Regions from separate parts of the Mus musculus genome. Here all the other regions are linked to region 1. The links are chromatin loops, found by intact Hi-C in ENCODE. Cell type or tissue: left cerebral cortex. All regions are shown on one strand.

Region 1 (8,000 bases):
ATTAATCTCCCCTTCTGCCTGTGATATGGAGGGCTGCATTACAAGCTGGGCGTCGAGATAAAGCAGAGAGCCGAGGGACGCCAGCCCAGCACAGGGGCCCCCGGGTGGGGCCGGCCGGGGAGATAAGGGCCTCCCAGTCCTATGAATTATTCACCGCCTCTGCCTCCTCCGGCTCGCTGGCCGCCCTGGGCGCTGAGATTGCGCCTTCCACAGGCGCCGGTTAGGGTGGGAGGGGGCCCGCTGGGAAGGGCAGCGGACTGGAGAAGTCCTGCTAGGTGGTGGAGGATTGTGCTTGGCTAGAACAGCTCCGAGACCCCAGCGCCCTAAGGACTAACTGATGGAAGAAAAGGAAAACGCGCACACGACACGCACACGCGCGCGCGCGTACACACACACACACACACACACACACACACACACGCGCGCGCGCGCGCGCGCGCGCGTGAGCATACACACACCCTGCCTAACCCAGCCAGGACTCCTGGAGAATGCTCTTCATTTATGCAATTCCTTAAATGCTCACTCCAGGTCTCTGCATCCCACAGTCAGAAACACAGCCCCTCCCCCAGGGGATGCCCTGGATATATGCCCCCACTGCAGGCCAGCAAGTTAAAGACTTGAGCATGCATGCCTAGGCTCACCTTATCCAGAGTACTCTCTCCTCTGGAAATCAAGGCAACCCCTGCTTATTCTGCAACACCCCATGTGAAACAGGTTCAAAAGGATGTAGAGAAGGCCAGACAGGAGTACAGGGAGGACCTGGAACTCAGGTGAAAAATAAATCAGGGAAGTTTCTGTGGGTAAGAAAAGCCCCTGGCACCATGGACCTTCTGTTTCCCTCTGACTCTCATTGCTCAAAGACCCAGACTTTCCAGTCAGGGAAAGGACACAGGGATCACTGCCCCGTCTCAATGTCTCCAGCTCTCCTTACCTACCCGGTCTCTCTCCATGCATCTGCCCTTTTAATCTCTACCTTGCCCCCTTCTCCTTAATGATCTTTCCCTTGAAAAACTGATGTCGGAAAATGACATGTTGATACGTAAGTCAGAATGTGAGGCAGGGAAGAGGTGGCCATCTTCCAGCCCCTACCCCAGTTTGGACGGAGGAAGGGCAAAAGACAGGTTCAAGCTTAGCTATGGCTGCACGGGACAGGGGCAACAGCAGGGGGGAAATTGCCACCACCTCCTGCCCCATATCTGTGCCCTCTCGCTCCATGACCTGGCACAAATAAGAGCCCTTGAGCAGACCAGAGAGCCAGGAGTCAGAAACGAAGACCAGAGGAGGATGCTCCAGGACTGTAGGGGAGACACTGGGACCTGACAGACGACCATGAAGCTGCTGGCTCCTGAGGCAGATGTGGAGCCCACTCATCAGATCCAAAGTCAAGCAGGACAGGAACTGGTAAGGTGAGAGAGGAAGGAGAGGAGATGGGAGGAGGACGAGTGAACCTTGACAACAAAGAAGGCGGTGACTTGAATGAGCAGAGGAGAGGAATGGGGTCAGAAGTGAGCAGAGGGTGAGTGAGAAAGGGTGAAGGTGGCAGGGAGGTATCAGACATGGAGGAAAGGAGCATCTGGATCAGAAGATCGACAGCAGGGGGAGAAGGGATGGTCATGGGTGGGACACAGAGGGGTGAAGGGGTGCAGGGATGGGTCCCCAGCCCCTTCCCTGCTGCCTGCTAATTAACTTCTTAATCGCCTCTGCATTTGCTGAGCTGGCAAAGGAAGTGGATGTAGACAGATTGGGGCGTTCGTGATTTCACGCACGGGGGAGCGAGAAGAGCTGCCTCAGAGTCCCAGGGGGGGCCTCGTCCCCCCTGTGCCCTCCCCTCTTCCCCACCCATCTCTGAGAGGCTGGAGGGTGCTTCTATACATACAGCAGATGGGGCCATATGCAAGGAGAGTGTCCATGGGGAATCTGCCCCCATCAGCCTTTCAAGGATGCTCGCTAGGCATTGCTGATGGAGCGAGTGCCTACCGTTTGCCAAGCACATGCTGTCTTATCAGCCTAGGCATTAGTTGCGTTGTATAGTTTATGGAGAAAAGCGGGACCCAGGTAGACTACATTTCCTGTCCAGGATCACCACACAGTAGGACTGAGGATCAGGTCAGCAAGACATCCAAACCCTGGGTGGATAGGCCCAGGGAAGCAGAAGGAAGCCAAAGGGCTTTAATCTCAGCCCCTGGAATCCTCAAATCCTCAAGCTGCTGCTGCTGCTGCTTCAGATTTATTTATTATATGTACGTACACTGTAGCTGTCTTTAGACACTCCAGAGGAGGGCATCAGATTTCATCACAGATGGTTGAGCCATCATGTGGTTGCTGGGATTTGAACTCAGGACCTCTGGAAGAGCAGTCAGTGCTCTTAACTGCTGAGCCACCTCTCCACCCCCTCCCCTCCCCCAGCATCTTCTAACCAAGGCCTTGGCACCACCGACTCCCTTGCTATAGGATAACTGCCTCTCTGCAGCACTCCCCCACCACCGTGCCTTTCACAACTGACCTTTGTTCTAGAATCAGTCATCAACAAACTCCGCTTTGATGCTGAGAGGTCTTGAGGCAAGGACTGCCCTTGCCTCTGACACAGGGAAAGCTGTAGGAGATGTTTGCTGCAGTGGAGAGGGCTGGAAGAGAGTGGCACCCATGAGGGCTGATCTCCCCTCAGACGACAGAGCGAGGAATTTAGGTGTAAAAACCAAGCTCCAGAGGCTAGGGGTTGTTGTAATGAAGTCTTGATTCAGACAGACTGGTTCTGAGGAGACTTAGGAGTTTTAAGAACTTACGGTGGAGCTGTAGAAGGGCCCCATAGCTAAAAGCCTTGGCTGCTTTGCCAGAGGATTCAGGCTCAATTCTCAGCACCCACATATTAACATATTACAACTATACACAACTCCAGTTCAGGAGATCTAGTGCCCTCTTCTGGTTTCTACAGGCACCAGGCATTCATGTGATACACAGACATATACACAAGCAAAACAACCATATACATAAAAGAAATAATAACTTAAAAAAAAAAAGTTTGGCCACCCAGGCAGGCATGGTGGCTTATACCTTTTACCCAGCACTCAGGAGACAGAGGCAAGCAGATCTCTTTGAGTTTGAGGCCTGCGTAGTCTACCCAGTAAGTTCTAGACCAGCCAGGGTGCCACAGTAAGACTGTCTCAAAACAAAACAAAAAGTTTGGAGATCTGAGCTCCACCCACTGAGTTTGAGGTTTACTTGATCTAAATTAAACTCCATTGGGAGGCAGAGACAGGCGGATTTCTGAGTTCGAGGCCAGCCTGGTCTACAAAGTGAGTTCCAGGACAGCCAGGGCTATACAAAGAAACCCTGTCTCGAAAAACCAAAACAGGGGCTGGTGAGATGGCTCAGTGGGTAAGAGCACCCGACTGCTCTTCCAGAGGTCCGGAGTTCAAATCCCAGCAACCACATGGTGGCTCACAACCATCTGTAAGGAGATCTGACTCCCTCTTCTGGAGTGTCTGAAGACAGCTACAGTGTACTTACATGTAATAAATAAATAAATCTTAAAAAAAAAAGAAAGAAAAACCAAAACAAAACAAAAAAAGAAAAAGAAAAACTTACCCAACTCCCCGAATTAGGAGCTACCATCTCGAAGTCTGTCCTGATATGGCTGATATGGCTATTTTTTTTTCTTCCAGATCTAAATCAGAGTGCCAGTAACATTTGTTACTGGGGATTTACAAACACAGATCAATGAACTATGCATTTTCCATCAGTGATTCACATAATCATTGAAAAACAAGGTGAAATAAATACAACCTTCATCATAAGGATGAAGAAACTGAAGCTTGGACTGGCCAAGGGTCCTGCCGGTGGTATTGCGTGGTGGGGTCAGGTCCTGTTCTTGGAGCCTGGATACCTGATTCATGCCTTTTATCTTTCCCCGGACTACTCCTGCGGCTGTTCATTGGCCTCAATCAGTCCTCGCCTGCCGCCACCTCACCTCATCACCTTCCTTCCCTCCACCCACGCTGCTCCCTGCTCCCTCGGTAACATCCCAGGTGATTGAAGCAATTTGCAGCCATTAGAAGAGGCTCCACGTGTCGCTCAGCTTGTGGGGTTTGCAAAGATGTTACAGATGTTCCAAGATGGTCCTCCCCTCCCCCGAGGACATTGGAGAGCCTGGAACCAGACTAGACCCAGGGCTAGAATCATCACTTAAACCCCGTTTGCGACCCTCCTAGAGTAATTCCTAGTTTCACAGGCCGCCTCCCCCATTGCCCTTTAAGTGGAGTTTAAGTATCCGAGAGAGTGCTGTCACCTGGTGGCTGCCCAGGGGCATGGCAGCCCACCAGCAGCGCTTGTGCCGTTGGACAGCTCCCCAGCCGGAAGGCGAGATACTATCTTTATTTTGGCAGCTTGGCGCTCTGGGTCCTGCTGAATGGACCTCAATCTCTCACCAGACCTAAACCCCTATCCCTGGAGAGACATCTTCACTGGTTTCTAGGGTACCTCTTACTCCCAACCCCTCACAAATTCTCATCAGCTTCTTCCCTCTATGTCAGGTTCATTCCTCAAACTCAAACCCAGAACCATGTCCCTGAGACCTGCTTCTCACCTTCCTTCTCTCAGAGCTTCACCAGCCTGTAAGTGGAGCAAAGGAGCTGCAATGGATATAATTCTGATCTTGCATCACACACACACACACACACACACACACACACACACACACCACACCATCATCTGACACCATCAGACCTCAACAGCCTCTGTGTTAAGAGCTCCTAATGAGCATCAGCAAATTAACAACTTCCCCTTGATTGCTCCTTCTCTGCTAATTGGATAGGGAGGGCCCCCCCCCCAAGGCCTCGGAGAAAGAAAGAGGGAGGGAAGGAGAGAGGTGACAGCTACAGGAGCAGCCTCCAGGTTTCAGGACTCAGATTTCTGGTCCATCCCAGAACACACTCCTCCTTGCAGCCTTCATTTTGTATCTTTTTCTTTTTCCCTACTTCTGCCCCATCTGCCCTCACTTCTGGCCATGTCTCTTTTCTTCTCTCTGTTCCTCTCTGCTTTATAGATCTGCCAATGAGGCACTTGCACACGGGCTGCTTAAGAAATCCACTGATATACAAATGGGGTCTGGGTGGCCAAGGGTATTTATATATGTGCATGTGTGTGGGTCACATGAAGGTGGGAAGCAGGAATAAGAGCAGGTGAGTGAATGTGTACAAACAGGTAAGTGCTCGTGTGAGGGTCAGGCTTCAGGGATGTGTAGGTGTATGTGATGTGTGGATGGCTGAGTGGCAAGGTAAGACTCCGGTCTGAATGTGCCTGTATCTCCACACAGGCAAATGCTTGAATCAGTCAAGTGTGACTGTGACTCGGAGTGTGTGTGTGTGTGTGTGTGTGTGTGTGTACACGTGTGCATGTGCCATCAGAGGAAGCAGCAGCAGCAAGAAGCAGGAGCTTCGATCCGAAGGAGACAACGTGGGGAGGGGGACGCTGGGGGCAGACACCCTCCTTCCTGCGCGCACACGTGCGCGTGCACACACACACACCCCATAGTCACACACGCACACACACGCGCACACACACACAAGCCACAGGGCCTCGCAAGCAGAGAGCGGAGCCGGCTCCGGGATCCGAACGAGGCAGCTCTGCTGAGAGCGGCGGGAGGAGGCGAGCCAGCGGGGGGAGCCCTCGGTTCCGCTCCCGGGCCGGGGGCCCCCCGCGCACACCGGCCCAGAGACACCCTCGCAGACACTCGTAGGCGCGCACGCGCACCCTTTCCCCTCCTCCTCCCCTCCCGCCGCCTCCCGGCCGGACGATGGATCCCTGCAGATCCCGGGGCTGAGAGCACCGCGCAGCGCCAGCGCGCCGAGCCCCGGGCGGACCAAGCCGAGCGAGCAAGCGCGCGCGGGCGGCGGACCGAGCTGAGCCGAGCTGGCCGAGCGGGCCGCTCCCTGCAGGGCTCTACGCGGGTGCCGCGGCAGCCGGCGGCTCGGGCTCCGGGCCATGAGCCCCTCCGCCGCGCGGCGCTGAGCCCACGGACCGCCTCGCGCCCCAGGACCTGCAGCGGCGGCCGGCTTTCCCCAGCCCCCTCAGGTGGGTTTCCGACCCCGCTGCCTTGGGCCCCGGGCTTCCTGGTGCCCCAAAGCCGAGACTCTCCTCCACTGTAGCTTTCTCCAGCTTCTGGGGAGGCTCGGCGGATGGGGAGGGGGCGGGGGGCCGAGCCGGGAATATGACTGCGACGAGAAGCTGGACTGGAGGGGGTGCGTTCGGGGCGGGGATAACTGGCTGTCATAGGGAACCGCGCCCCCCCCCCCCATTCCTACATCCACCTCAGGCAGCCTACCATCCTCTCCCAAACACACACACACACACACACACACACACACACACACACATACACACACAGCCTGCGCCTATGCCTGTGCTTGTTTGAGAACTGGAGACACAGAAGGTGAGGATACAGGCAGGGCCCCTCCCCAGATGTGCCCACCTCCGGAGAGGTGGCCCTGGTTTAGCTCCTGAGGTGACAGCCTGTTCCTGGGGATACCCTTGATCAAGAGAAGAGCCCCTGACCCCTGGTTCAGCCCATTATGGGGAGTTTGATCTTGGCTGGGGTAGATATTCCTGTCCCAGAGTGACCTCACATCTGGAGGGAACTCCCATGCCTGCCTGTGGGTGCATCAGGGACTTCCCTCCTTCACTCTAGTGGCTGTATCTGGGGTCCCCCATAGTCTGGGAAGCTTGCAGACCATTCTCTCGACCCGAGCTGACCCCCCCCTCCAAGCCTCTATGTTTTAATGACTGTCATCTTGGATGGTCCCTCGTTCAAGCCACCTTTGGAGCCTGCATGTCAGGGAAGTCTTCCCTTGGACAAGCAGTGACCTCCGGTTAAGGATTTTGAATGGACATAATTGGAGGGGCCCTATATGCGCCTTCATCTCAGGACAATGACAGAGTCTTGTCTCCTCTTTCCTCCCTCTAGGATCCCCTTGGCAAGCATGGAACTGAAGACCGAGGAGGAGGAGGTGGGTGGTGTCCAGCCGGTGAGCATCCAGGCTTTTGCCAGCAGCTCCACGCTGCACGGTCTTGCCCACATCTTCTCCTATGAGCGGCTGTCTCTGAAGCGGGCACTGTGGGCCCTGTGTTTCCTGGGTTCGCTGGCCGTCCTGCTGTGTGTGTGCACTGAGCGTGTGCAGTACTACTTCTGCTACCACCACGTCACCAAGCTCGACGAGGTGGCTGCCTCCCAGCTCACCTTCCCTGCCGTCACTCTCTGCAACCTCAATGAGTTTCGCTTTAGCCAAGTCTCCAAGAATGACCTGTACCATGCTGGGGAACTGCTGGCCCTGCTCAACAACAGGTGGGCAGCTCCCATCCACCCCTCCGCATGACTTGTGGAGTAACACCGTCCTTAGCCCACCAAAAGTCAAACAGCTCTGCCCTCTAGCATTCCTTTAAACCTGCCGCTCAAGGCGGAGGGGCTGAGATCATGCCAGTACCAGTTACCTACACACAATCTCTGATTCCAGCTTAGGTCAAAACAGCTCTGTCCCCACCCAGCCTGAGCTAGGAGATGTTAGCTCTTTCCCCAGAGAGCATCACCTACCTCCTGGTACTATCCTCCTTGCCTCACTTAGGGAATGGGACGGACCACCTTTTTTTTTTTTTTTTTTTTTTTTCCTTTTTTTTTTTGAGACAGGGTTTCTCTGTATAGCCCTGGCTGTCCTGGAACTCACTTTGTAGACCAGGCTTGCCTCAAACTCAGAAATCTGCTGCCTCTGCCTCCCGAATGCTGGGATTAAAGGCGTGCGCCACTACCCCTGGCTAGGACGGACCACCTTTTAAGGGTCAAGACTGTACCATCCAAGGCTCCTGCCCTACAGAGCCTTTGTCTTCTTGTATTCCATGTGTCAGGCTCTCCTGGCATACTCAGCTTTCCATCTCTGCCTATCTATGTCCAGATCTGATCCTCCAGGGGCTCTGAGTGCTGCCCCCACCCCACCCCAAGTAGGGCATGGGTACTA
Region 2 (8,000 bases), 250 kb before region 1:
CCGCTGAGGAGTCACCATAAGTGAAGTCACCGCCCTCCTGAAAGTAAGTTTATGGAGGAGAAGTTATCATTGAAGGTGGCAGACATGTACAGGGAATGCTAAGGAGCTTCGCTCCCCTTATGATTCCTGTGACTGGTGAGTGGGTGGAGGCAGGAACTCCTGGGCAACAGAATAGCATTGGAACTAACCGCAATCACACAGGAAACAGCGTCACCACCTTAGAAGCCTTGGAAAGAGTCTAAACAATGGCTGCTCAGCAGAGATGCCCACCTCCCTCCCTGTCTAGACTGTGAATTAATGAATTAATTAATTAAAGGGCCTGTCTGACTGTGAATTGGGTCATGGACATCTTTTTTTTTTTAAGATTTATTTATTAATATATGTAAGTACACTGTAGCTGTCTTCAGACACTCCAGAAGAGGGAGTCAGATCTCATTACGGATGGTTGTGAGCCACCATGGGGTTGCTGGGATTTGAACTCTGGACCTTCGGAAGAGCAGTCAGGTGCTCTTACCCACTGAGCCATCTCACCAGGTCCCATGGACATCTTCTTATGAAACCTTTTGCTAAATAAACTTTTGTGATACTCAGAAGAAAAAAAAAAAGTTTGTCATTTTGTTTTGTGAATAAGAAATCTGGATCACGGGAAGTTCTAAAGTTTAAGGACCATTTACGGGAACATTCAGTACCTCTTAGTGCTCTGCTTCATCCAGAGGATGTAACAAGTAAAACCAGGAACACCGCGGTGTGCTGTGGAGACACGACACGCTCAGCAGTCGCTAGCATTTCCTTCTGCTCCAGAAGACCAGGGCTCCTTTCTACCATCACTGTCCAGCACTCACAATACAGTTCCCATAGCTCTGACGCCCTCTTCGGGTCTCTGTGGGCACTGTACTCATGTACACCCACCCACACACAAATACACAGATACACATAATTAAAAACAAGAAAATATGCCAGGTGGTGGAGGCCTTTAAGCCCAGCACTCAGGAGGCAGAGGCAGGAGGATCTCTGTGAGTTCAAGAACAGCATGTTCTACAGAGCGAGTTCCAGGACAACCAGAGCTACACAGAAAAACTCTGTCTCAAAATAAATAAATAAAATAAAATAAAATAAAATAAATGTAAAGGCACTTAGTGGGACACTAAGAAAGCTGGGGGCATTGGACATGTGTTTGGTGGCAGAGCACCTGCCTAAGATGCCCGGGGTGAGGCTGAAGGCTTGACCTCCAGTATATTATGTGATATGACTTGTTGTTTTATTTTTTAGATTTATTTATTTATTATATGTAAGTACACTGTAGCTGTCTTCAGACACTCCAGAAGAGGGCATCAGATCTCATTACGGGTGGTTGTGAGCCACCATGTGGTTGCTGGGATTTGAACTCCGGACCTTCGGAAGAGCAGTCGGGTGCTCTTACCCACTGAGCCATCTCACCAGCCCATGACTTGGTTTTACAATGTAGACACATACTGTGATATAATTTATCTGTCAATTAAAATTAATTTTAGGGTCTGGAATGGAGTTCAGTGGTATAACCCTTGCCTAGGCTGTGTAATACCCTGATTTCAATTTTGCACTGAAAAACATTAAAATAATTTTAAAAACAAAATTTTAGCCAGATCTGGTTGCTTATGCCTGTAACCAAAGCATTGAGGCAGGTAATTCAGAGGAACTGCCAGGAGCTTGGGGCCATCCTGAGCTATTCAGTAAGGTCTATGCTAGCCTGAATTGTAAATCCAGCACTTGGGAGGTGGAGGGAGGCCAGAGATTAGGAGCAAGGCCAGTCTAGGTGTCATGGTAAATTAGCTCATCAAACACTGGGGAGATGTAAATTAAAGCAGGCATAAAATATGGATAGAACATACATATAATATATATGAATTTATTACACAAATACATATATGTAATACATGTATATAATGTGTGTATAATATATATGTGTGTGTGTAAGTGTACATATATACATATATGTAGATATTGATAACACTGAGTGCTGCTGGAAGTGTGGAGGAACATGCCCCTCACTGGTGACAGGAGGATGGTGCAGCCTCTGCAGCACTATTTGGCAGCTTCTTATAAACTCAAATTTAAATTAGACCTTGAACTCAGGTCCTCTGCAAGAGCAGTGTGTTCTTTTAACTGCTGAGTTATCTCTCTAACTCTTCTCTTCTCTTTTCTTTTCTTTTCTTTTCTTTTCTTTTCTTTTCTTCCTCTCTCTCTCTCTCTCTCTCTCTCTCTCTCTCTCTCTCTCTCTCTCTCTCTCTTATATTAGTGCTCTTATCTGCATGTCAGAAGAGGGCGTCAGATCCCATCACAGATGGATGCCAGTCACCATGTAGTTGCTGGGATTTGAACTCAGGACCTCTGGAAGAGTAGTCAGTGCTCTTAACCACTGAGCAACCTTTCCAGCCACTCCAGTTCCTTATTTTCATTTTGATACAAAGTCTCATATAGACCAGGCTAGCCTCAAACTCACTATGTAGCTAAGGATGACTTTGAACTTCTGATCTTCCTGCCCCCTTCTGGCCAGTTCTGGAATTACAGGCACTTGCCACCTCATCTCGGTTTTTTTTTTTTTTTTATGCAGGGTTGGAAACTGAACCCAGGTCAGGCTTTGTGCATTTTAGGCAGGGGTTCTACCTCGTGAACACAGCTCCAGTTTTAGTTCTAATTAGCCCCAAACTGGGAACAATTCAGTTATTCTTCCATTGTTGACTGAATAAACCATCTGCACATCTTCAGTGTGGAAATTAACCATGTCATACGCAACAACTCAGATGCGTCCGAAGGCATTTCTGTCCTGTGGTTTCCAGAAAGTGAGGGCACTTGGGAGGGGAAAGCAGAGGGACAGAATCTCACCACTTGAGCCCCCTCCCCCCCCCACCCCCCATACACACGCTGGTCCACAACGCCATTCACATTCAGTGTCCACTACAGGCTGCCCGGTGCTTCCCACCTATTGGGTGCCCTGTGAATGTTTGTTGTAGACTCGACAGGGATGAAGGACAGATATGGGCTGGTCACCCGCTGATGTCATGCCTTCACGAGAGTTTGCTCAGAGTAGTTCAGCTGCCTTGACAGCCCGTCTACGTTGAAACTGGTAGTAGGAAATGTGTCTCCCGGAAAGCAAGGCTGATGGGGAGAACTGGCAGGGATGGACAGGGTATTCATATTCTCTGGCTTCACCCAAGGCTTACCAAAGCTGTCAAGAGGTGGAGGACACCCTGTATTTCTTCTTATAGCCACACGAGGGCAGTGTAGCCCCGCAAACCGTGAAGCTGCCTCCCATGCGCCATCTACTGGCAACATTTTCTCAAGTGGAGGGAAAGGAGTTTTTTTTTGTTTGTTTGTTTGGTTTTTTTTTTTTTCTTGCTTAAAGAATGAAAGGCTTGATATGGCAACCCAACACTTTCAGACATGGAGAGGCCACAGTAGGGACAGGAAGATTGTCATGAACTCAAGGCTATCCTCAGCTACATAGTGAGACGCTGTTTCAAAACAAAACAAAACAAAACAAACAAAAGATAAATTTAATTTCTTGATGGCTCTTCCACCCTAAGACTCTAGCTGCTTTCCCTCGGCCCACACAGTTGCTCCTCCTCCACATATCACTTTGAGATACCCCACCCCCACTCCACCCCACCCCCCACGCTCCCCTTGACAGCTCTTACCTCTGCCTCATTTCATTGGCATGAGATGGGCAAGACTCCACCGCTAACAACACACCTCATCCTTCTGGCTCACCACCCAGTCTCTCCTCACCCGCACTTTGCTTGTTGGGGTGATGGATGAGGGTGGGGTGGGTAGGGTGGGAGCCCAGCCTAAGCTTTCTTTTCTTCCATCCTCTCCTTCTTCATTTTTTCTTTTCTTTTCTTTTCTTTTCTTTTCTTTTCTTTTCTTTTCTTTTCTTTTCTTCTCTTCTCTTCTCTTCTCTTCTCTTCTCTTCTCTTTTTCTTTCCTTCTTTCTTCTTCTTTCCTTCCCTTTCTTTCTTTCTTTCTTTCTTTCTTTCTTTCTTTCCTTCTTTCTTTCTTTCCTTCTTTCTTTCTTTCTTTCCTTCCTTCCTTCCTTCCTTCCTTCTTTCTTTCTTTTTTTTTTTTCTGAGACAGGGTTTCTCTGTGTAGCCCTGGCTGTCCTGGAACTCACTTTGTAGACCAGGCTGGCCTTGAACTCAGAAATCTGCTTGCCTCTGCCTCCTGAGTGCTGGGATTAAAGGCTTGTTCCATCACGCCCGGCTTCCTTCTTCATTTTTCAAACTCAGGACTTTGTTGCTAAACAAACGTCCTACCACTGAGTGACTACCCCAATATGTGTGTGTGTGTGTGTGTGTGTGTGTGTGTGCTCCTCGTGGGTGTAGGTGCTTAGAGAGGCTAGAGGTGTCAGATTCCCCAGAGATGGAGTCATCCAGCGTGTGTACCAGACTTACTGAGTCTCCTGGAAGAGACTCTTCAGTCTGCACTACTGACCCAGCTCTCGGGCCCTGGTGGTAGGTGGGGCGGGGTGGGGTGGGGCGGGGTCTTGCTCTGGCTTTGTAGTTGTGGCTGGCTTGGAACTCTCCGTCCTCTCACTTCAGTCCCCCCAGTGTTATCTGGTGTCGTTTTGAGTGTGCTCTGGAGCCGGCGTGTCTGGGCTTGAATCACGGCTGATCTATACACAGGCTTTAACGTTTTAAACGTTCTGGCTCTCCCTACCCTATCAGACCCGGGTAACAGGATCACCCACATGAAGAGGTTGTATAGAGGATTAGCTGAGTATCCACACACATGGCCGCCCGAGGTAGTGCTGGCGCACTGTCAAGGGTGAGTGTTCTTATGTATTATCCCTGGAGCCAGAGATCACCGCCACTGGCCCTCCACTCGCCACCCCAGTTCCCCCATCAGCAATGCTTCCCTTGGGTTAAGCCTACAACTTTCCTTTTCTCGACCTGAAACCAGTGTGTGCCCCTGCTATACTCTCTCACAAAAACCCATTTTCTCTGAAGTCTGGTGTCAGAGACGCCCATCCTCCGTCCTCCACTGGCTCCAGCCCCGTGAAGATGGGATGGAAGTATCCCCAAAACTCCATCTGTGGTGACCCCCCCACATCCTCTACCCTTAAGGGATGAAATCAAAGGCTTAAAGTGTCTGCTGGGCAAACTGTAAACATGGCTGCCCCTGAGGTGGCAGAGTGACAAGATGATACCACACTGGAAACATTCACACAAGCCATCGCTTCAGAAACACAACTTAGTGATACACACCTGTGAGCCTCACACTGGTGAAGCAGAGGCAGGGGAATGGCAAGTCTGAGTCAGGCCTGAGCTACATAGCACGACTGTGTCTCAAAAAACTAATAAGCATCCAAACTAAAGTCTTAAAAATACTAAGACCACATTACTTTCTTTTCTCTTTTGGACAGGGTCTTACTGTGTAGCCCTGACTGTCCTGGAACTTGTGAGGTAGACCAGGGATTAGAGGTGTAGACCACCACAGCCCTGGAACTCACTCTGTAGACCAGGCTGGCCTCGAACTCAGAAATCTGCCTGCCTCTGCCTCCCAAGTGCTGGGATTAAAAGTGTGCACCACTATGCCTGGCTTCTATATATTTCTTATAAATATATATTATATTTTTTATTTAGATATTATTTATTTTATGTGAGTACACTGTCACTGTCTTCACAAACCAGAAGAGGACATCAGACCCCATTACGGATGGTTGTGAGCCACAGTGTGGTTGCTGCGAGAATTGAACTCAGGACCTCTGGAAGAGCAATGCTCTTAACCACTGAGCCATCCATCTGTCCAGCCCCATATATTCTTATAAAACATATATACTTACATATTTTATTTTAATTAAATATATTTATGTGTGAGCAAGTACGTAGCACACAGAAGTCAGAGGACAACCGATGGCTGTCTGCTCTCTCCTTCCACCATGTGGGCCTGGAGAAGTGAGTCAGGCTTGGTGGCAAGGGCCTTTTACCCCTGAGTCTGTACAGGGGTCTGACTGTTTTTGAAACAGGGTCTTCTGTAGCTGAGGCTACTACATTCTGCAGCTCAGGAAGGCCTGGCCTCCTGCCTCCCAGATGCTGATGCCAAAGTGTCAACACCTCACACCTGGCTTCCAAAAGACCATTTCTTTCTTTTTTGTTTTTGTTTTTTGTTTTTTTTTTTGGAAACAGGGTTTCTTTGTGTAGGCCTGGCTGTCCTAGAACTCACCCTGAAGACCAGGCTGTCCTAGAACTCATAGATCTGCCTGCCTCTGCCTCCTAAGTGCTAGCACGCTGGGCCTTGCTTTCTTCTTATGACAATCTATTATTGAACCTGCGATTTACCATTTGACCCAACTGGCTACTTATCAAGTCCTGATATCCACCTGGCTTGGCCCCCTCCCCCACCCCCAAGTGCTGAGGTTATAGACACACACCTTCAAGCCTGGCTTTTATGTAGGTGCCAGCTATTTGAAACTAGGGTTCATGTTCCCACAAGCAAGAACCGTACCCTGAAACTGGACAGAGGGCTGTGAATCAACCCAGATTTGTAGGTCTTTAATAATTAAAACGTTTTTAAAAAGCTGGTCCCCGGGGCTGGAGAGATGGCTCAGTGGTTAAGAGCACTGACTGCTCTTCCGAGCCAAAGGTCCTGAGTTCAAACCCCAGCAACATGGTGGCTCACAACCATCCTAATGAGATCTGACTCCCTCTTCTGGTGTGTCTGAAGACAGCTACAGTGTACTTAGATATAATAATAAATAAATCTTTAAAAAACAGCTGGTCCCCTTCCCTAAAATCACAGACGACCCCACAAGTACTTACCGTGAACTTTTGGCTTTAAGAGATTTATTTATACACTTGAATTACCCCAGAGAATAAGGGCGGGGATCTAGAGCTGGGGTTTGCTACAGAGCATGTTTTCTTTTTTTAAACTTTTTTTTTTAAAGGAAACAAAACATACTATTTGTGGGGGGGAAAAGTAGAAAAAAGGAAATAAAATAAACCCCTGGCAGCCTTAGAGAGGCTATTTTTTTTTTCTTTTTCTTTGTGTGTGTGGGTGTCGCGGAGGGAGGGGTGGGGGCGGGGGGCTTCCTGCAAAAGGAGAGGTGCCAGTGTGCGGAGCCCGCCTCTTTCCCGCCTTTTGGCTTTGGCCTTTTGGGGGAGGGCAGCTGTCTGGCAGTCTGAACTTCCTGTGTTTGGGAAACCCGGCTGAGGTCTTACATGAACATTCGCCCATTGTTCTTGAGGAGAGTGAGGTCACAGTAACTTTACAAGCAGCTGTTGCAAACCGAGACACCAAGTGTTCTGCCCCAGCCATGATCAAGGAGGTTTTCAGCAAAGCTTTCCTTGAGCGCCAAGAAACCGGGCTCCCTGGAGTATCAATAAACCCACATGCTCCCGCCCTCAAATTCTTTCAGTTGGAACCGAGCCCTGGGTCCGGGGAGGGGGGCCATTGTCATGTGGGCTATGGCTGACTGGGATCAGGCAGGAGTTGGGGGAGGGGGAGATTGTCATGTGGGCTATGGCTGACCATGGTGGGCAGGGCTGCCTCCCGGGACCACTATGGTTCCTGCAGCCTATCCTGCCCTGGGACATTTCTCCAGTCAACTCATTCTGACCCAGGGACCGAGGTGGCACCTGGTATTTTCAAATTCCTAGCATACTGAGCAGACCCTGTCGAGAACATGGATTTTGGTCTTAGCTTTGAAGTGAAGATGAAAGCCCACCATGCCAAACTCCTTTCCAGGAAGGAATGGGATCTAGGAGGCCAACGCAGTTCTAACAGGAAATGATGTAATGCATCAGGCTTAGGGCAATAACAGGTCAAGAAACCAGTCAGGAGTTGGTCAGAAACCAAGATGCAGACTTCCGTTAGTACACCTAGGAAGGGGCAGGGACAAAACTGCATTGTCAGACCCTGTTCTGGTCTTGTTAATTTCTTCAGTGATGGCGTCAGCTAAGGGAAGATGGCAGATGTGGGCGGAGCGTAGAGCGTGAAGGAGAACAGGGGCGGGGCCACCTGGCCTC
Region 3 (8,000 bases), 72 kb before region 1:
GAAATGTGGTTTGGTGGGCAGCTGGGCTGCGTGGGCAGTCAGCATCCTAGGGACTGAGAAACCTGGATTTGAGGTGTGGCTGGTTCCCACACTGTGTGACCCTGAGAGAGAGTCAGAATTCTGTGGGAGTGGAAGGGATGGCACCCTCCTCACCGTGACCCCCCTATCTACCCAGATCTACTTCACCGGCTGTTCCATGAACCCAGCCCGATCTTTCGGCCCTGCGGTGGTCATGAATCGGTTCAGCCCCTCTCACTGGGTGAGTGCGGGCCTTCCCCCGGCTCCTGAAAACACGGCAGCGTACTGAACTGAAAATCCAGAATTGACTGGACATTCTGGGTGTTGTCGGACCAGATCTTGGGGGTTGGACAGAGAATGTCTTTAGAAGTACATGGGAGTGGGGGTGGGGTCTGTGTTAATCTGAGGACTTTGTCTGCCCCTCTGTGTATCTGTCCTCTGATGCTGTATTTATTTGTCCCTATGAAGATATTGGGGCTTGTTCTTCTGGGACTGTACCCCTTGACAGCGTCTCCATGTGTTAGCCAAGCTTGAAGCTACATCAGGGGGTCTGTGTTAATCTGAGGACTTTGTCTGCCCCTCTGTGTATCTGTCCTCTGATGCTGTATTTATTTGTCCCTATGGAGATATTGGGGCTTGTTCTTCTGGGACTGTACCCCTGGACAGTGTCTCCATGTGCTAGCCAAGCTTGAAGCTCCAAAAAGGATGGTAGAGCCTTGCTGGGCCCTGCATTTTGGAAGACACATGTTTTGGAGGCTCTGTCTGTCTCCTTAGAAAACTCACTTGCCTCTCTTTGGGGTGGGATTGGGAATCCTGTCTCTCCTGGGCTCTGCCTGCCTCCTTAGAGGGTCTGTGGTCCATGACCTTGTCAGTAAGGACTGGTTCACAGTAATCAGCCCCGGAGATGAAAGACACCGTTCCTTCTGGAGGCCTGGAGATCTATGCGTCCATTTCCTTTCAGGGTCCATGGGGTCTGTGCTCTGGTGGGGAAGATCATGGTCCCTGAGCCCTGAGGCTCCTCCTCTGATCTAACTCTGTCTTCACAGGTCTTCTGGGTAGGACCGATCGTGGGGGCCGTCCTGGCTGCAATCCTCTACTTCTACTTGCTTTTCCCCTCCTCGCTGAGCCTCCACGACCGTGTGGCTGTGGTCAAAGGCACATATGAGCCAGAGGAGGACTGGGAAGATCATAGAGAGGAGCGGAAGAAGACCATCGAGCTGACGGCACACTGACCGGCACCGGGCAGGGGCCAGTCCCTCAGCCCCTGGACCACTGGAGAAAAGGAAGACGAAGAGTTTGGAGCACCTCTCCCTAGCATCCTCTCAGCTGGAGAGGCAGCATTGGATCCCCATGCCGCACACGGGGATGGGATGGGAGCAGAAGCCCATGATGGGACACTTGGGTGTGGGCCAGGGACAGGGCCTCTTTGGAATTAGGCAGAACGACTGCCACAGCTCAGACCTCAGAGATTGTGAAGGCAGTGCCAAGCTCACAGCAGTTCAGGACCATCCCAGAAAGGGGTGATAGCCCTGTTTATCTCTCCAACCCAGTATCTCATGTGCCAAAGCCTTCCCCCAGGTAGACAGAGGGGACATTGCCTGAGAGCTCTTCAGGAGAGAGATAGATGGTTCGTCGAGTGCCATCTTATTTATTTCTGGTTAAGATGGGGCGGAGGATGGGGGGGACGCTGCTGGTATTCGGGTTGGGCGTTTCCCAATAAACCACCAATCTTCATATTGTGCCTTCATCTCCCTCCAAAAGCCTCTTGGGACAGTGGCCAGTCACATCTCCCACTTGCGATGTCACACCCTCACTCATGCTCACTTGAGACTACCAAGAAAACCAGGAGACAAGACCTCAGAAAAGGAAGAAAAGCTGAAGCTCAGGAAGGCTGAGAGGACCGGAGAGCTGGCAGGAGGAGAGATCAAATGTAGAGACCGAAGGATACAGAAACAGCACAAGAGACCCGGAGAGGGCCAAGGGCTAGGAATAGGGTCCACGTCAGAGTCACGCGTCCCTCCCAACCATCCCTTCAGCTATGTCAAGTCCGCCACTTGAGGAGCACCTGAGTGTGCCAGGCGGAGTGGAGAAGTGAGCCAGCCACAGCTCCTTGGGATTCCTAAGGGATGACTGGCCAGAGCTTCCCAAGAGTCCTCACCCGGAGCTTCCTTTTCTGGGTCTCCTGGTGTTGCCAAGAGGCAGTGTGCAGGGGGCGGGGGTGGGGGGAGGATGTTCAGACATTCACAACATTACCCAGCTCCTTCCCAGGTCACTTTTGCCCTTTGGGGGTAGGGAGTGGTCCATCACACCCTCCTCCCCTCCTGTCCTGTTCTTGCCTGCTTCTCCGGGAGGAGTGGGAACCAGATGAGGTAAGGCTGAGGTGCTTGGTTTTGACTGCCTCGCTGTGAGAAACAGGGTAAGGACACAAGACCGCGCAGTTCCCAGAGTCCTGGTTAAGGAGCCCAGAGCGGAAACTAGCCGCTGGCATCCAAGTCTTTTTTGTTTGCTTGTTTTGAAAGACAAGGGTTCTCTGTGTAGTCCTGTCCTGGAACTTGCTTTGTTGACCAGGCTGGCCTTAAACTCAGAGATCTGCCTGCTTCTGCCCCTCAAGTGCTGGGACTAAAGGCTGAGCCACCACTGACCAACCTTGCTGCAACTGGAATGATGGACCCTTATGTTGGTATTTATCTGCCACATGGGTTGCCTTGAGGAGAAAATGAAGCAGTGAATGGAGGGTTAGACACTAGTAAGGACAGCACCTCTGAGAGACGGGTGAGCAGGTCTGCTCTCCAGACACTGCCTGAGTCCGCTGCTCCTCGGCAAATCCTCTCCCTCGCTCCTCAGCTTTGCCTCAGAAGAGTAGGAGGGAACAAGAGTGGGAAGAAACTGCAGACCCAGGTTGGGAGGCTGAACCACTCAGCCCTCCTTCAAAACATCCCGGGGTGGAAAGGCAGAGGAACACTAGATCCAAGCCTACCTGCCCCACTGGCTTCATTGGAAAATCAAGCAACGAGATGGGGGTGGAGAAGGAACTTGCCCTGCTGGCTGCAAGCGCCAGTTCCAGCCAGCAGGGGGCAGACTCGTCCACCAAATCCATACTGAAGCTTTTTCTGGGACTGGGCTCTGGCCAGGCAAGGATGGGGTTCTTCAAGATTACAAGGGTGTCTCGGGCTTAGGTTCCCGAGGCCACCAGGGAGCAGCTTCTCACTAGCCCACTCACTTCACTACCCAGGAGAAGGCTTAGAAGAGAACAAAGCTTCACTCCTCCTTTCAGACAGCTCTGATTTGCATACCCCACTCTAATGGACCCCCAAGGGGTGTGTGACAGGGTGCACAGGGAGCCTACGAGAGACTGATCCTCAGCAGGGGTGGGGCATCTAGCCAGAGGGAGTTACCAACAGGTCTGCAGCTTCCTGCAGGTGACATTTTCCTTGCTGTTGGGTGAGGATACAACCAGGGCTTAGGGCTGGTAGGTTGCAGTGATTGGGCTGTTTGGCCAGCAGGGGGCACTGCGCACCTGCATGTAATGGTTCCTGGACTGACAAAGACCTATGCCAGCACACACACTAATCCTGAATGCCTCTGGGGCTCCAAGCTGTGGCACTGGCTGTCAACTGTGCTTGGGGAGGTTATATCTTCCCTGTGTGTTCCTCTTCTCTCAGCAAGGGCATGCTCATTCCAGGTGTGTCCTAGTGGCGCCCCACCCCCCCACCCCGCCCCCGCCCCTTTGGCCACCACTCACCCTCAAAGAGCCAGGCCAGGCCACATGTGTTCTCCAGCACACCTGTATGAAGCCATACCCAGTCACACATGCTCTGCCAGCTCTCTGAGACACTTTTCCGCCTGAAGATAGAGTGTAGGAAGAACTCACATTCTCCATTTGAAGGCAGTCCCTCCTCCGCAATCTATGCCTCCCTCCGAAGCTGCCAGTTTCCATCAGGGCTGGACAGACAAGGCGCTGGGATAGATGGAAGAGGGTGAGAACTAAACGTGGGCAGGGTGGGCAGAAGGGAACTGGTTAGATGGTTGGGCTGGAGAAAGGATTTGAGGGAGGATCGGATCTCAGCTCAGCCCCCTCCCTGGTCAACAAGAGCATCTATCCGACCTGACCTTGCAGCCTACCAGTGTTTGGTGAGAGTGGGGGGGGGGGGAGTAACTCTGAGCTCCTCTCTTCCCTTTGTTCTCTCTTGCTGGCCTCACCTCCCTAGGGCTGAGAAGGCTCCATCCATCGGAGGGGACATCCATCGGAGCAGCCAGGTGTGGGGCTGGGACAAAAGGCTTCTGAGCTCTAAGCTTGGCACTAGAGTCAGGAACGTCTGGGTCCAGGAAAATGCTGGTTGGGGCTGGAAAAACAGGAACTGGACAATGACTGCCTGCCCTTAGTGGGTAAAAGACCTTGTCCCAGGCTAAGCAGGATCCAAGGAGGCTGTGTCCTATGTGGTCTTGAAAGAAGCCATTTCTGCACTAGGAGCCTTTTGCCTCAGAAACCAGAGCAAGGCTGCTGCAGGGAGCACTTGGCCCTGACCTGCCACGGAGGTCAAGACCCTTCCCCTTCCCGCTAATCTTCACTGCTGTGCCCTGGAGGCGAACCTGATAGCGGTTCTGACTAAAGGCACTTACCAGGTGTCTGCAGCTGCTTCTCCCAACACATGGGCACAAAACAATACCTGTTTTACCAGCAAGGTGCTGAGATCACAGAGGCCAAGCAGTAGGTGAGGGGCGCAGTACACAAGCTCCCATTTGTCTTACCCAAAGCTTTCCACACAGGAACCATGCTGTTGGAACATGCCCCAAGCCAGGCTAGGGGGCTGTGGTAAACGCCCTTCCTTTTATTGGGCTCAACCCAGGAGAAGGCAGAGAAGCAGGCCCCTCGGATGCCCTCATCTGCGGCTCAAGCCTGCTTTCTCTATGTAGCTCTGATTCTGCTGGGAAGGAGCACAAGGCTTCACAGGAGAACTGGACTGAAGGAGAGAGGCAGGAGAAATGCCCTCTCCTGTGTGGAGGAGACTCAAAAGCTCATTTAGAGACACTGTGAGTGTTTGGCCCTCTGTAGTAAAGAGGTCAGGGTGGAGATGGGGGGTGGGCAGGAGGAAGTAGTCTCTCCTGGCAGGTTGGACATAGACGTTCAGACTTGAACCTGAGGTAATGGGGAGCCCCTGAAGCTTTGGTGGGCAGTGGGGTCACATGACCAGTGTGGCATTTTGGAAGGATCTCTGACATAAGAGAAAGGTCACCTCTGTTTAGCACCATGGGCAGCTGGGTAGGGTATGGGCCATGGTTGAGCTGTCAGATGGGAGAAGGCTTGGCTTTCTGAGTACGATGAGGGGAACTCAGAGGGAGCAAGGAGTTTGGGAGGAGTGTGGAAGTCTGAGGGATGGGGGAAACAGGCAGAGGGATGGCTCAGGGAGAGAGACACCTGTGTCAAGCCTGACAGACAGACGACCTGGGTTCAATCCCTAGGACCCACATGGTAGAAGGAAACAACTGACTCCTGAAATGACCTCTGAAATTAGATGTGCACATACTCATAGACACACAATAAAATGAAAATGTAAATAATAGTAATAGTTTTTAAGAATGGGAAAGGGGGCTGGAGAGATGGCACAGCAGTTCAGAGCACTGACTGCTCTTCCAGAGGTCCTGAGTTCAATTCCCAGCATCCACAAGGTGGCTCACAACCATGTGAAATGGAATCTGGTGCCCTCTTCCGGTGTGTCTGAAGACAGCGACAGTGTACTCATATACATAAAAATAAATAAAATCTTTAAAAAAATAAAATAAAATAATTTTTTTTAAAAAAAGGATGGGAGTATGGTGGCGGCACAATCATTAGTCCCAGCACTCGGGAGGCAGAGGCAGGCAGATCTCTGAGTTTGAGGCCAGCCTGGTGTACAGAGTGAGTAACAGGACAGCCAGGGCTACACAGAGAAACCCTGTCTCAAAAAAAAAACAAACAAACAAACAAACAAACAAACAGAAACAAAATCAAACCAAAAAGAACAAGCAAACAAACAAAAAAGGAAGAGAAGGACCTAGGGCCAGCAGAACTGTGGGAAGATTAACGAGCAGAGCTTGGTCTCCTGAGGCCGGAGTGGGGGGGAAGCCTGGTGCGTGCCTGTCCCCAGCAGATTCAGCCTAGGGGTCAAGGGTGTATTTATTGTCCAGCATAAATGAGCCTGGAACTGACTCTAAGCTGAGGTCTCCACCAATCCTGAGCATCCAGCGTTATATCAGTAGGAGGCTGGGGGAGGCGGGAATGACACTCGCAGATGAGACGACAGAGACCTCCCGTTACAGCTGAGCCTGTGCGGCCTCCAGTCCCACCAGCTGGGCCTGGCAACACAGTCCGGGGGCAGAGAGGTGTGGATGAGAATGATAATGGGCAGCAGAGGGGAAGGGGAGGGGCAGTAGGGCACTGGCAAGAGCATGCTGTGCCCAGTAAGAAACCAAGGGTTCCTCTGAGGAGAGCAAGGGAAATCCAGGACAGACTGGGAGAGGGAGGGGTCTGACTGTGACTGCGATGGGGAGGGTACAGTAGAGCCCGTGGTCCAGAATTGGAGCTTTCCCTTGAAGATGTCAGAGGGTTTGGTCCTACGAGGGGGCAGGAGGGCAGCCGTAGAAATAGCGGAATGAGATTGAAACCAACCACACAGTCACCTGCTCTCATTACTGGGTCTCTCTCGTAGGCAGTCTCTGTGCAGGACACTATATATAGAACAAAATGTGATTCCTCCCCCTGAGGGCTGATCACCTTGTTTGGGAGACATAGTAACACCGTGGCAGGAGTGTGCTGACTTGTACATGGAAAGGCTTTAGGTATGGCGGCAACACACAGAGATGGCCTTAGGACAGAGCAGGTGGCGCTGGAAGCTGTCCTCCAGGATGGGTTAAGAGGTTCAGGCGAAGAGTACAGAAGGCTCTCCATGAAGGGGTGGGGGTGGGGGTGGAGATGGCAGGATGTTCATCCCAGGATGCCAGGGGACAAAGGAAGAAGGACGAGGGAGGCAGGAGGAATGGGGCCCCACAGGACCTTGTCATTCTGGCTTAGACCTCCAAAGAGGGTGGCAGAGACTGCAGCAGGACAGCAGCCGGCTGAGCACTGCTTTAAAAAACAAAACAAAACAAAGCATCATTCAGACCGCAGTGTGGAGGACTGAGGAGGGCAAAGTGAGGGCGGACCGGCTAAAGGCTGCACGGTGAGGAGGAGAGCCCAGCCGGGACCACTCGGGATTCAAAACTAGCAGAGTTCGATGCCTTCCTCTGGAAAGGGGTCAAAGACACTTCTTGGGTGCCACCAACTGCGCTGGAGAGAAGTGTGGGAGACAGGGAGGGTGGCATTTGGGGACAGACTCTGTTTGAGGAGCCTGCAGTTAACCAGGTGCAGCCAGGGTTAGGGCAGGATGCAGGTATTGCTTGGGCAGCTCCACAGAGGGAACACCTCTGTTTGAGAAATCTGATGCTACTGGGGAAGAGGCACGGTGACACTTTAGGATGACATAGCTATATAAGTAGATAACCCATCTGATGTAATAAATCATGGGGGTGGGGGGCTCTGAGAACAAGGTCCCGAAGGGAGGCAGAGAGGCAGGAAGTGAGGGAAAAAGCACAGGGGATCCCCCACCGGCGGACAGCAGAACTGTTCGGGCCACATGCAGCAGCTATCATGGTTTGAGCATCCGTGTGGTGAACCCCAGCTCCTTTCCACACCACCAGGACCACATCCTCAATCAAGTTGATTGCCCGTGCCTGAGACCTGGATGCCATGTTTTACGGGGGAATGGTGGAAAGAACTTAATTTCGCACCTGGGCTTATGGGGCACAGAATACACCCCACCATTTAAGAAGAAGAGACTAGGCAATTAGCACACAGGCACCCCTGCAGCAGGCCTTGGATGTGGGTTTCTCCATGATCTTGCTGGTCTCTAAGCTGACATTAGGGATCTGACTTCCACTCCCCAAGTCCCCAAGTCCCAGGCTAGACT

What was found. Peaks named below come from ENCODE experiments on the same cell type or tissue, not always from the same donor. Only the 100,000 strongest peaks of a DNase experiment are listed, where the experiment ranks them.
Region 2: it touches region 1 in a loop (2.2-fold over the local background); 4 of 42 quality-filtered maps call a loop at or near these places.
Region 3: it touches region 1 in a loop (7-fold over the local background); 37 of 42 quality-filtered maps call a loop at or near these places.

The regions. Positions count from the first base shown.
Region 1 is chr15:99,664,826-99,672,825 of GRCm38, forward strand. Asic1 (acid-sensing (proton-gated) ion channel 1) reads left to right here and starts at 5,552. Exons shown (of 12, transcript NM_009597.2): 1 at 5,552-6,069; 2 at 6,959-7,336. The coding sequence starts at 6,975. It overlaps Gm34880 (a long non-coding RNA gene), which reads right to left and starts at 5,031. Exons shown (of 4, transcript XR_875662.3): 1 at 4,583-5,031; 2 at 3,586-3,924; 3 at 642-759. In left cerebral cortex, CTCF peaks have their summits at 2,910 (motif pointing left), 4,288 (motif pointing left) and 5,745; DNase peaks (open chromatin) are centred at 161, 542, 4,302, 5,738 and 3 more places; H3K4me3 peaks cover 2,490 bases; H3K27ac peaks cover 2,157 bases.
Region 2 is chr15:99,413,457-99,421,456 of GRCm38, forward strand. No RefSeq gene overlaps it. Among named protein-coding and RNA genes, the nearest start is that of Nckap5los, 15 kb to the right of the region's middle. RefSeq lists an enhancer at 6,498-8,000. In left cerebral cortex, CTCF peaks have their summits at 2,530 (motif pointing left), 3,269 and 6,656 (motif pointing left); DNase peaks (open chromatin) are centred at 2,529, 3,256 and 7,233; H3K27ac peaks cover 511 bases.
Region 3 is chr15:99,593,071-99,601,070 of GRCm38, forward strand. Aqp5 (aquaporin 5) reads left to right here. Exons shown (of 4, transcript NM_009701.4): 3 at 176-259; 4 at 1,065-1,759. The coding sequence ends at 1,250. Gm34765 (a long non-coding RNA gene) reads right to left here. Exons shown (of 5, transcript XR_875660.2): 2 at 4,219-4,361; 3 at 3,890-3,976. It also overlaps a transcript of Aqp6 not described here. Among named protein-coding and RNA genes, the nearest start is that of Aqp6, 4.1 kb to the right of the region's middle. In left cerebral cortex, CTCF peaks have their summits at 3,069 (motif pointing right) and 3,526 (motif pointing right); DNase peaks (open chromatin) are centred at 3,127, 3,514, 3,924 and 6,437.